Regions from separate parts of the Homo sapiens genome. Here region 1 is linked to region 2. Evidence: chromatin contacts called from ENCODE Hi-C or POLR2A ChIA-PET data. All regions are on one chromosome and are shown on one strand. The core of a region is the stretch at or near the end of the contact, and the rest is flanking DNA. Distances in the headings are between cores, read along the strand shown.

Region 1 (5,039 bases), core at 104-2,603, 620 kb before region 2:
TCCTGGAAACGACCAGGCATGGCCTCATCAGTCCTGGCCACATGGTTGGAGTGGATGCTTGCCTGTCGCAACTTGTATTGGTCCAGTGCCTGTGCTGCTCGTTTGACCTGGCGGTGGATGAGGCAATAGAAGATGCCAACACTGCTGAGCCCAAGCACAAAGTAGATGCCCATGAGGATGGTGGTGTAAGGCCGGCCTCGGATGCGGTCAAAGCTGCAGGTGCAGACTACAGGTACCAGGATATAAATAGGCCAGAGGGGAGCAAAGCTGGCCACGCCCACAACCCAGGTGCTCACCAGTGCCAGCACTATCCCCTTGGCACTGAAAACTTGGGGAAAAAGCTTAGGGTGGGCAATGAGGAGGTAGCGTCCCAGTGCGATGAGGCAGAGGGTCAGGATGGAGACAGAATTGGAGGCAAAAAGGAGGAGCCCAAATACCCTGCAGAAGGTGGCACCGGTGCGCCAGTGCAGGTGGAGGTAGGTGTCCACAGAGAAGGGCTGAAGGAGCGTGCAGTAGAGGAGATCAGCCAGTGTGAGGTTGGCTATGAGCAGGTTGAATCGGGTACGGAGCTTGGGCTGGATGGCCAAGGCCAGTAGGGTGAGCACATTGCCCACGGTGCCTGTCACAGCCACCACCACCCCCCAGCTAACTGCAACATAACGATAGCCCAGCACAGACTCATGGTAGCAGGAGAAGTTGGCGTCAGAGCTGTTCCACATGATAGAGGCTAAAGAGGCAGAGGGTGGAAGAGGAAGAGGGAATCAGAACCTAGCATTCAACTTAGATCTCTTGAACAGTTCTGGGACCCTGGACATCTAAACTGTTCCTGGACCTCACCTTAATTCAGTATCCTCCTGAACCATTCCCAGGCCTCTTCATCTCAAGATCCCTAACTCTCTCCTTAGGTTCTCTTAGTCCTTTCCCATTCTCAAATATTTCCCCAAGTTTTTATCTAAATATCTCTTGCCTAAATATCTTAGTCTTATTCTGCTCCAAACCTCAGTCCTCTTCTATATCCATCCCGCTGCTCTCAGTAAACCCAGTGCCCTCCAACTTTTTTAATTCCTTCCCCATCCCCAAAGACCCCCAGGAGTCCCCTCTCTCTATTCAGCATCGTGTATTCAGGATCCTCTCTGTATTCAGTTCCCTCTGCTCCTTTCCACTACACACACATATAGGCTTTAGTCATTTCTGTTTGTTACCACCTGGGAGATGAGGAGACCAAGAAGGTAAAAGTATACCCACAACAAAAGTGCTTACCTGAGTTTCTCAGCCTTCAATTCTTTCTATAATGGAAGAAGTTCAACTCACCCAAAGAGCAGTCCTTTCTGGTGGACAGTTAGGCTTCAAGCAGGAGACATCCTGCTCTTATGTATCCTATTATAGTCCACTGAAAGAATAAGAAACTCCCCCATTACCCAATCCCAGCCACTTCCTTCACCACCTCCGGTCCTACTCATTTTGCTTCGGCTAGTGAAATCTAGGCTTCTCTGTTGAAAGTCCCCCGCTACTTACCTCAGAGTGGTTTCACTCTTCCTTTCTCCTTCCTGAAACCCAAACTCTGTTTTCTTCCCCTCTTTGCATGGCAGAACTCATCTGTAAGATCATTGCCAAGAATTGCTAGGGCACGGAGTCAGAGCATCAGAACATTTGGGCCACTCCTCAAAGGGCCAAAAGATAAGACCAAGTTCCAGGAGCAACTTTAGGTACCCCCAGAAGCCTTGGGTTTGTTTCAGAGGAGCACTACCTTTCTTGTCTCCACGGCTTAGACATGGTTCAAGTCAGAGGGACCCATGTGACACCCTAGCACATTTGAGAAACCAAGTCAGATGAAGAAAAGTGGGGAATGAGGCATCCAGAATTCTGGTTTCATTCTCCTCAAGGGATCAGGGTCCTGTTCAATCATTCATTTATCCATTTACCCAACAACTTAGTACTGAGTGCCTACTATACACCAGACTCTGATCTAGACACTGGGGATACAAGAACGTCTGATATATGGCCTTGTGCATAGTCTACTAGGGGAGACAGATACATAAATATGCAAATGCTTAATCGATTCTCCAGAGCAAGGGTGAGTAAACTTCACCCTATGGGCCAAATCTAGTCTGCTGTTTTTGTATAGCCTGTGACCCAATCATGTTTTTTTTCCATTTAAAAATGGTTATATTTTAGGCCAGGTGCAGTGGCTCACGCCCATTATCCCAACATTTTGGGAGGCCAAGGAGGGCAGATCACTTGAGGTCAGGAGTTCGAGACCAGCCTGGCCAACATGGTAAAACCCCGTCTCTACTAAAAATACAAAAATTAGCCAGGCGTGATGGGTGCGCCTGTAATCCCAGCTACTAGGGAGGCTGAGGCAAGAGAATCGCTTGAACCCGGGAGGCGGAGGTTGCTTGCAGTTAGCCAAGATCACATTGCACCACTGCACTCCAGCCTGGATGACAGAGCAAGACTCCGTCTCAAAAAATAAAATAATAAATAAATAAGTAAGTAAAATAAAAATGGTTATATTTTAAATTGTTATATAAGTGCCTATGTAATATCCTCAGTTTTATCTCTTGATTAACACAGTTTAAAATATTTATAATCAGGCCCTTTGAGAAAAAGTTTGCTGAGGCTTGCTTTAAAATACTATATAGGCCTGGCTTGGAGGCTCATGCCTGTAATCCCAATGCTTTGGGAGGCTGAGCTGGGAGGATGACTTCAGGTCAGGAGTTTAAGACCAGCCTGGGCAACATAGTGAGACCCTGTCTTTACAATAAAAAAAAAAATAGCCAGCTGTGGTGATGTGCACCTGTAGTCCCAGCTACTGGGGAGGCTGAGGTGGGAGGATCATTTGAGTCTGGGAGGTCAAGACTACAGTGAGAAAGATTGTGCCACTATACTCCAGCCTGGGTGACACAGCAGGACGTTGTCTCTGAAAAATTAGAAAAACAAACTAACAGGCTGGGCGCAGTGGCTCATGCCTCTAATGCCAGCACTTTGGGAGGCCGAGGCAGGTGGATCATGAGGTCAGGTGTTCGAGACTAGCCTGGCCAACATAGTGAAACCCCGTCTCTACTAAAAATACAAAAAATTAGCTGGGCGTGGTGGCAGGCGCCTGTAATCCCAGGTACTTGGGAGGCTGAGGCAGGAGAATCGCTTGAACCTAGGAGGTAGAGGTTGCAATGAGTCGAGATGGTGCCACTGCACCTCAGCCCGGGCGACAGTGTGAGACTCCGTCTCAAAAACAAACAAACAAAAAACAAACAAAAAATACATCGCTGGGTGCAGTGGCTCACACCTGTAATCCCAGCACTTTGGCAGGCCAAGGCGGGCAGATCACTTGAGGTCAGGAGTTCAAGACCAGCCTGGCCAATATGATGAAACCCCGTCTCTACTAAAAATACAAAAAATTAGCTGGGTGTGGTGGCAGGCACCTGTAATGCCAGCTACTTGGGAGACTGAGGCAGGAGAATCTCTTGAACCTAGGAGGTGGAGGTTGCAGTGAGCCGAGATCGCGCCACTGCACTTCAGCCCAGGTGACAGTGCGAGACTCCGTCTCAAAAACAAACAAAAAACAAACAAAAAATACATGGCTGGGTGCAGTGGCTCACACCTGTAATCCCAGCACTTTGGGAGACCAAGGCGGGCAGATCACTTGAGGTCAAGAGTTCGAGACCAGCCTGGCCAATATGATGAAACCCCGTCTCTACTAAAAATACAAAAATTAGCCAGGCGTGGTGGTGCGCACCTGTAATCCTGGCTACTTGGGAGGCTGAGACAGGAGAATCGCTTGAACCCAGGAGGCGGAGGTTGCAGTGAGCCGAGGTTGCACCACTGCACCCCAGCCTGGGCAACAGAGCAAAAACTCTTTCTCAAAAAACAAAACAAAACAAAACAAAACAACCCAGAATGATATATCAGAGGCTTAGAGAAAAGGAGCATACTATTAAGTAGGAGGTGAGGAAAGGGTTCACAGAGAGGTTACTGAGCTGCATTCTGAATGATGAACAGGAGAGTTTTTTGGGAGATAAGTAGAGGGACATTCTAGACAAAGAGAACAGTATGTGTAGAGGCGCAGAGGTTCAGGTAGAAGCCAACAAAGGGCATGAGGTAGAGAACAACAGAGAAGAGCTTGGAGAGTTGAGCAGGCAGGGTCAAGGGGGACCTTGTGTATCGTGCTAAGGAGCTGGTTTCATGCTGAAGGAGTTGGTGAGATTTGCACTTAGATTGCTGTGAGTAAAGAATGAAGGCGTGCAGCCTGGGAGTGAGCGAAATGGGTAAAGAGGCACTAGTTCAGACGAGAGATAGAATGGCCCTAAGTTAGGGCCAGACCACCTGTACAACTGCATAGGGCCTTGCAGTTTGAAGGGCCTGGTGCTTGGTTAAATGCTCGTCAATCACTGTTTTTAAATTCTTAATACTATACTTTTTGAATAAGGGGCTCTGCTTTTTCATTTTGCACTGGGTCCCACAAATTATGGAGCCAGTCCTGGTTAGGGCAGTGGTTGTGGGAATGGAGGAATGATAAGGATCCATAGGTTGTTAGGAGGTCAAATAGGACTTATTTAGTGATTCATTGGATGAAGAGTTAGGAAGAAGGAGGAACTAGGATAACTTTCTGTTTTCCAGACAGATGGTGGTGCTCTTAATAAGATAGGAAATGTGGGAGGAGGAGCAGGCTTAGGGAAAGGGGTAAATAATGAATTCAGTTTTAAACTAGCAGACTTGAAGTACTTGTGGGGTCTGCTAGGATCCCAGACTCTCTAACCCCAATTTCTTCCAGTCCCTATCTCCTTCCCCACATGTGACCCAGCCCCTGCTTTTCTCTACCCACTCTTCTATAGGGCCTCTCTTGTCCCGCATCCTTCTGAATCCTCCCACCCCTTTTAAAGCTAGATTTACCTGGAAACAAACATGCAAACAAACACCAAAACACTCCTTATTGGGTTCCAATTCTGAACCCACAGTGAACACCCTCCTTTCAGCCTCACAGTTGACAAACCCAGGAGTCCCCCATTCCCCTCTCTTTCCTGTTTAACAGACATCATCCC
Region 2 (4,780 bases), core at 1,852-4,351:
GAAACTGAAGAGAGAGAGAAAGGAGGGAGAAAGAGAGAGAGAGAGGGAGGGAGAAGCAGGCTTGCCTGGAGTCACAAAGAATATTAGTGGTTTTAAATGGGAACCAAACTCACAAGTTCTGAGTTCCAGATGCATGCTTTCTTCCTTTATATCATACAGCCTTCCTCCTGCCACACTTGGTTTCCAAGGCCCAGTCCCAGGTTTGCCTTTAGTGCTCTAGGGGACATGTATGAGACAGACCTCTCTTCTCTTCTGTCTGTTTTGTACCTATGCCCCAAGCAGTGCCTGTGAGTTGAGACTGAGAGTGAGAACCAGTGTGGGAGGAGAGAAGAAGGAAATGGGGTTTCCATGATGTGGCCCATAAGACCTTCTGCATCCACAGCCAAGATATACATCATTACCATCGCAGAGCTGCGGGAAATCCCAGAGTAGCTAACATTTCTCTGTTCATGAACTGGACAAACTCCACCTCAACCCAGGTGGATTGTCCCCCATTTGACATACCCCAATCTGCAACAAATTCTCACATTCCTTCATAGAACTGTCTTCTAGCTCCTAACCCTCTTCCATGTCACTCAGGTTGGAAGATCATCAGAACAAGAATTTCCCTGAGTATAATATTTGAGCATTCTGAGACTTCTATTGTCTAAGGAGCAGTTCAATCTGTTCGGGGAAAAGGAGAGATGTTACTTGGTAAATAACAGAAAGAAAAAATGCCCATTAGTCAATAGAACTCCTATTCCCCTCCCTTTTCATACTCTTTCTCCCACAAATAAGCGTAGCTGAATAAATACTGAAAGAAGACCATCTAAGACCTTTTTCCTCTCCTTCCCTTTCTTCCTTACTTCCACTTTTAGGATATGAATTTTAAGAAAGGCTTGTATAATTGCTACAGGAAATATTAAAGTTGTGGATTTGGAAAAAAAATTAATCGCTTGTTCTCAATGTAGGGAGACATCAAATATCTTCATTTGAATGGGCAATAAAGACATCAAGAATAAGAAACAGCAGTTTATCTGAGCTGATTTATAGATGGCTTCATCAAGAGAAAGTAGGGAGAATGAGCAGATTTCTCAACCATTGTGTTAGCTCTGTGAATTCGTATCTTTAATTCTTCAGTTTCATTTCCTTGGTAATAAGCTCTGTCCTGCATATATTCATTTTTCTTCTTTCCTGCTTTTCTTTTTCAATATCTACACACTCTCTTCTCCTCGTCCCTCTACTTATTTGACTGAACTCTTTTCTCAATCTGAAATCTGTGTTTAGGCCATTCTGCATCAGGCCTGGGTGTTGTAAGGCACACAGTACTGTGGGTACTGGAATATCCACTTTGGTCTTGTGCCTTAGGTGGAAAAGAGAACAGTTGTCAGTTTGCAGGTGGAAATAAACGTGTGATCTTTTCCCCTTACTGTAGCCCAGAAGGAATCTTGTAAGTCACAGCATTGGCTGAGACGAGACCTCCATACTAGAATCCAAATCAAACATTGAACTGAAAATGACGGTTGGGGCTTCATGTTCACTACATAATGCTGAATCGCAGGGTTCCATCTTAATTTTCAAAAAACCCAAGAGTTATGAGAACATGTTGGTAGCGTGGTTGTAAATGGTTTCTAAACACCCTGGGGTGCATGCGAATAACTCAGATGTTAAATTGCTTTCTATCCCTTCTGCTATATCTTCAGCTTGTTATTTCTGATAATAGTCCAAGTAGAGACAGACAATAAACCTGACTTCCCTTCTTCCTACTAACACTTCATGCTGCAAGACAATATTGTGAGATCTTTATCTCTAATCACTCAGCTGAACAACTATTGAGTCTGATACTTGGACACACAAGTTGAAGGTTCCTACCTCCAACCTCCCATCCTAGGTACTGCCCTGCACCATCTAGAAAGTCTCCTTACCTCTCTACTCAGGACCATTTGTGGTATACAGAGTCACTAGTACTTCCCTGGATATCTCCTGTAAATGCTCACAGTCTTGTCAAATCACTTCTGTGGAACTCTCCTTTCTTGTCCTTGCCCTGCCCTGGGGACCCACCCTTTTTCTTCCACCCACTGGTGAGCTTAGTGGCACAGAAGGGGCATGGGAAAACCCCAGGGTGGAGGATCTTTCCACTCCTCCATCTACCCCAAAACTCATGTAGGTGGTGATATGCTCTGCCTGCTACCACTGGGGCAAGGGGTGTTGGAGGAGCATGAAGCCCCCAATATTATGTAGGTCACTGAGAAGGCAACACATCCATCTATCTATCTTTGAGATGTGAACCCTGAAATCTGGTCCTGATGGTGGCTATCCATCTATCTTGAGCCTCCCGGTGAATTTGACCTTACCTCACTCAAGTGTGTACATCCTCCCTCGTAGCTGACCTCAATATATCTTGCTGCAGTTTATCTCAACAAGTTTCTTCTACAGCTTCTGAAGAAAGAGGTCATACCCACAGAAAGCAAAGTTGATTTCAGCCAGGTACTCTCAATGGTTGGAGCTATGGACACTAGAGTAGGGCCTGAAATGAAACCGGGAAACTTCTTCCTTGAGAACTTTTCGATGTTATAATCAGATGGAAATTGCAGCAACAATGAGTTCAGCAAGACACAGAGAAGAACTTTGCAGGTGAGAAAGGTGAAAAAAAATTCCTAAAATGTTATTCAAGTCATCAAAGAGACCCAAGTTTTGAGAATCTAGAAAGATTACCTCTCTGATAATAAAGAGAAAACAAACAAACGAAAGCAAAAGGGCACCCAGCATCGTTCTCCTAGGCATAATGATGGATGCTTTTAAGGTTGAAGTAAGAGTGGTGGGAGATTTTCTCTTGATTTTCCCTTGACTTGACAGCCTGATTTTTCTCTGACATGTTTCCTTCTTTCTCCTAGCATCACCCTAAATCAGTACAGCCTTGAAACTGAGATAAAGGCTGTGCTTACCTGTCTGCTGGTAGAAAGCTGAGTTTGAGGCAAAGCAGTTGTCGAAGCTGGGCCGAGGCCTTCACAGGTGTGGGCACAGAGGTGAAGCAAGTGAGAAAGTATCATGTTGTAGATTATGCCTTTCTCCCTGAACTCATTCAACTGCTGTTGCCTGCTCAAAAGGGGAAGCGGAAATGAGAACACACCACACACACACACATCCACACATGTAGATGCAGTCCCCGCCTCCTGGCCCAGCCACATCCTTTGCTCCGGCTCAGGAGACTGAGCGAAGGACAAACCATCCGTAGACACGGTGCTCACAACTAGGAAGACCTTCCTGCCCCAGAGCTGCCTCTGTCTTTCCAGAAAAACAGGAGATCTTTTCCTATTAAGGCAAAGGTACAGTCCATTTAAAGAGGTGTGTGCAGGAGTCTTCCTACCATATAACTAGAATTCCACTGCTGCAGATAAATCCTTCTGTCCTCAGGAGAGCTGTCTGAAAATGGGAAAGCTCTCTCTCATAAATGATCTGGCGTTTATCTCAGAGAAGAAGTTTCCAGTCGTATCACACACTTGAGAGGGCTCTGAGCCAGTCGCTCTGTGTTGATAACTTTCATACTCTGGTAAATTCCCCCGAAGCTTGTTTTTGAATACTGACTACTTTTTTTTTCTGTTAGTTTCTTAACTTTGTTTTATGTTCAAACCACTTCAAAGTTTTTGTTTTTGTAGTAAATGACTGCTTTCCCCAACGTTTTCAAAGCTGAACTTTTAAAATCGGTTACACCCTGAAGATGTCTTCAGTTTATTGGTTTTCAGTTTGGAAAAGGCTTGTTGAACTCTAAAAGGTTTCTCCCAGGCCTCAATCACTTTCACCCACCGGGAGCATCCAGCACTGCTAACTATCCCTCCTCGCTTCTCCAGTATCTCTGAACACTCTTCTCCGTAGGATGCTGCTGCATTTTGGATATCTTCTTTCTGTCTCTCTCCTGATTCTACTGTTTCCTTCTTTAAATCATTTATTTATGAATGTATATCACAATATTTATTCTACAAGGCACTCCTCTAATGTGTTAATTGTGACTGATTTTCACATGTTCATTACCTTCTTTCTGATTTTTTGGCTATAGGTATAGTTAGATTTTTTTTTTACCATGTTTCTAAATTCCATTTCCAATCATCAATGGGACAACTCCATTGAGTATCCATAGTATAGCTATAATATGGTAGAAATAATCCTAAATAAAATTCTTGCTTGGCAAATTAAGTTCTCAAAACATTATTTTCTTCAAGTATAATGTGAGGAAAATAACAATTCTCTCTGTTTCTCACTCAACCCTTCTCCCACGCTATTCCTTTTACGTAGGCATGAAAATATCTAACATATTTTCTCAGGACATAGTAGATGCTAAATATGTGCTTCTCTGAGAATTAGCTTCACAGTCAACAAGTAAAATGCTAAATCCAACACGCCCTAATTCTCTTTATTTACTATTCTTTTCCGTACAAATTAACTATAAAAGCTGAACTAATGGAAACTTAACAACTCTTTTAAATCCTAAGTTTCTAGAATTCAATGTTTTCCTTAACAGTTGTTTTCCAATATGTTTGGGAAATGGAGAATATAACTTCGGTAGGGAGTTTGGAAATATGTGAGAGAGATTTAATTTTCAAAGAAATGGGAAGCTGATACTGGTATTTAGTACCTGAGGGCCAATGATGATAAGTGCTTTTGAAGGGATGGGACTCTTCAGTATAAGGAATAATTGTCCTGGCCCAAATGTCAACATTTTGTTAACATTGATAGTTTGATGGTTAGGAGAGCAGGCTTTAGAGTGAAGCTCTGGCATCAAGTAGCTCTGTAGTCTTGGATACGT

The links. A loop is a pair of places that touch in the nucleus more often than their neighbours do. ChIA-PET counts read pairs that join two places held with the same protein, here RNA polymerase II (POLR2A). Pooled maps may share reads with other maps.
Region 1: a loop to region 2 is called in a map with no recorded cell type, with 4 times the contacts of the local background. The contact joins the promoter of GPR84 here to the promoter of TESPA1 in region 2. A Hi-C loop is called at or near these places in 1 of 37 single-sample maps with no recorded cell type and 8 of 50 pooled maps. POLR2A ChIA-PET finds 5 or more read pairs at or near these places in 1 of 52 experiments (activated CD4-positive, alpha-beta T cell).

What each region holds. Positions count from the first base shown.
Region 1 is chr12:54,363,133-54,368,171 of GRCh38, forward strand. GPR84 (G protein-coupled receptor 84) reads right to left here and starts at 1,354. Exons shown (of 2, transcript NM_020370.3): 1 at 1,261-1,354; 2 at 1-727. The coding sequence starts at 719. The region is part of intron 1 of GPR84-AS1 (GPR84, ZNF385A, ITGA5 and GTSF1 antisense RNA 1); the gene reads left to right. RefSeq lists an enhancer at 1,283-1,372.
Region 2 is chr12:54,981,661-54,986,440 of GRCh38, forward strand. It overlaps TESPA1 (thymocyte expressed, positive selection associated 1), which reads right to left and starts at 3,102. Exons shown (of 11, transcript NM_001136030.3): 1 at 2,925-3,102. It overlaps LOC107984515 (a long non-coding RNA gene), which reads left to right and starts at 3,191. Exons shown (of 2, transcript XR_001749161.2): 1 at 3,191-3,305.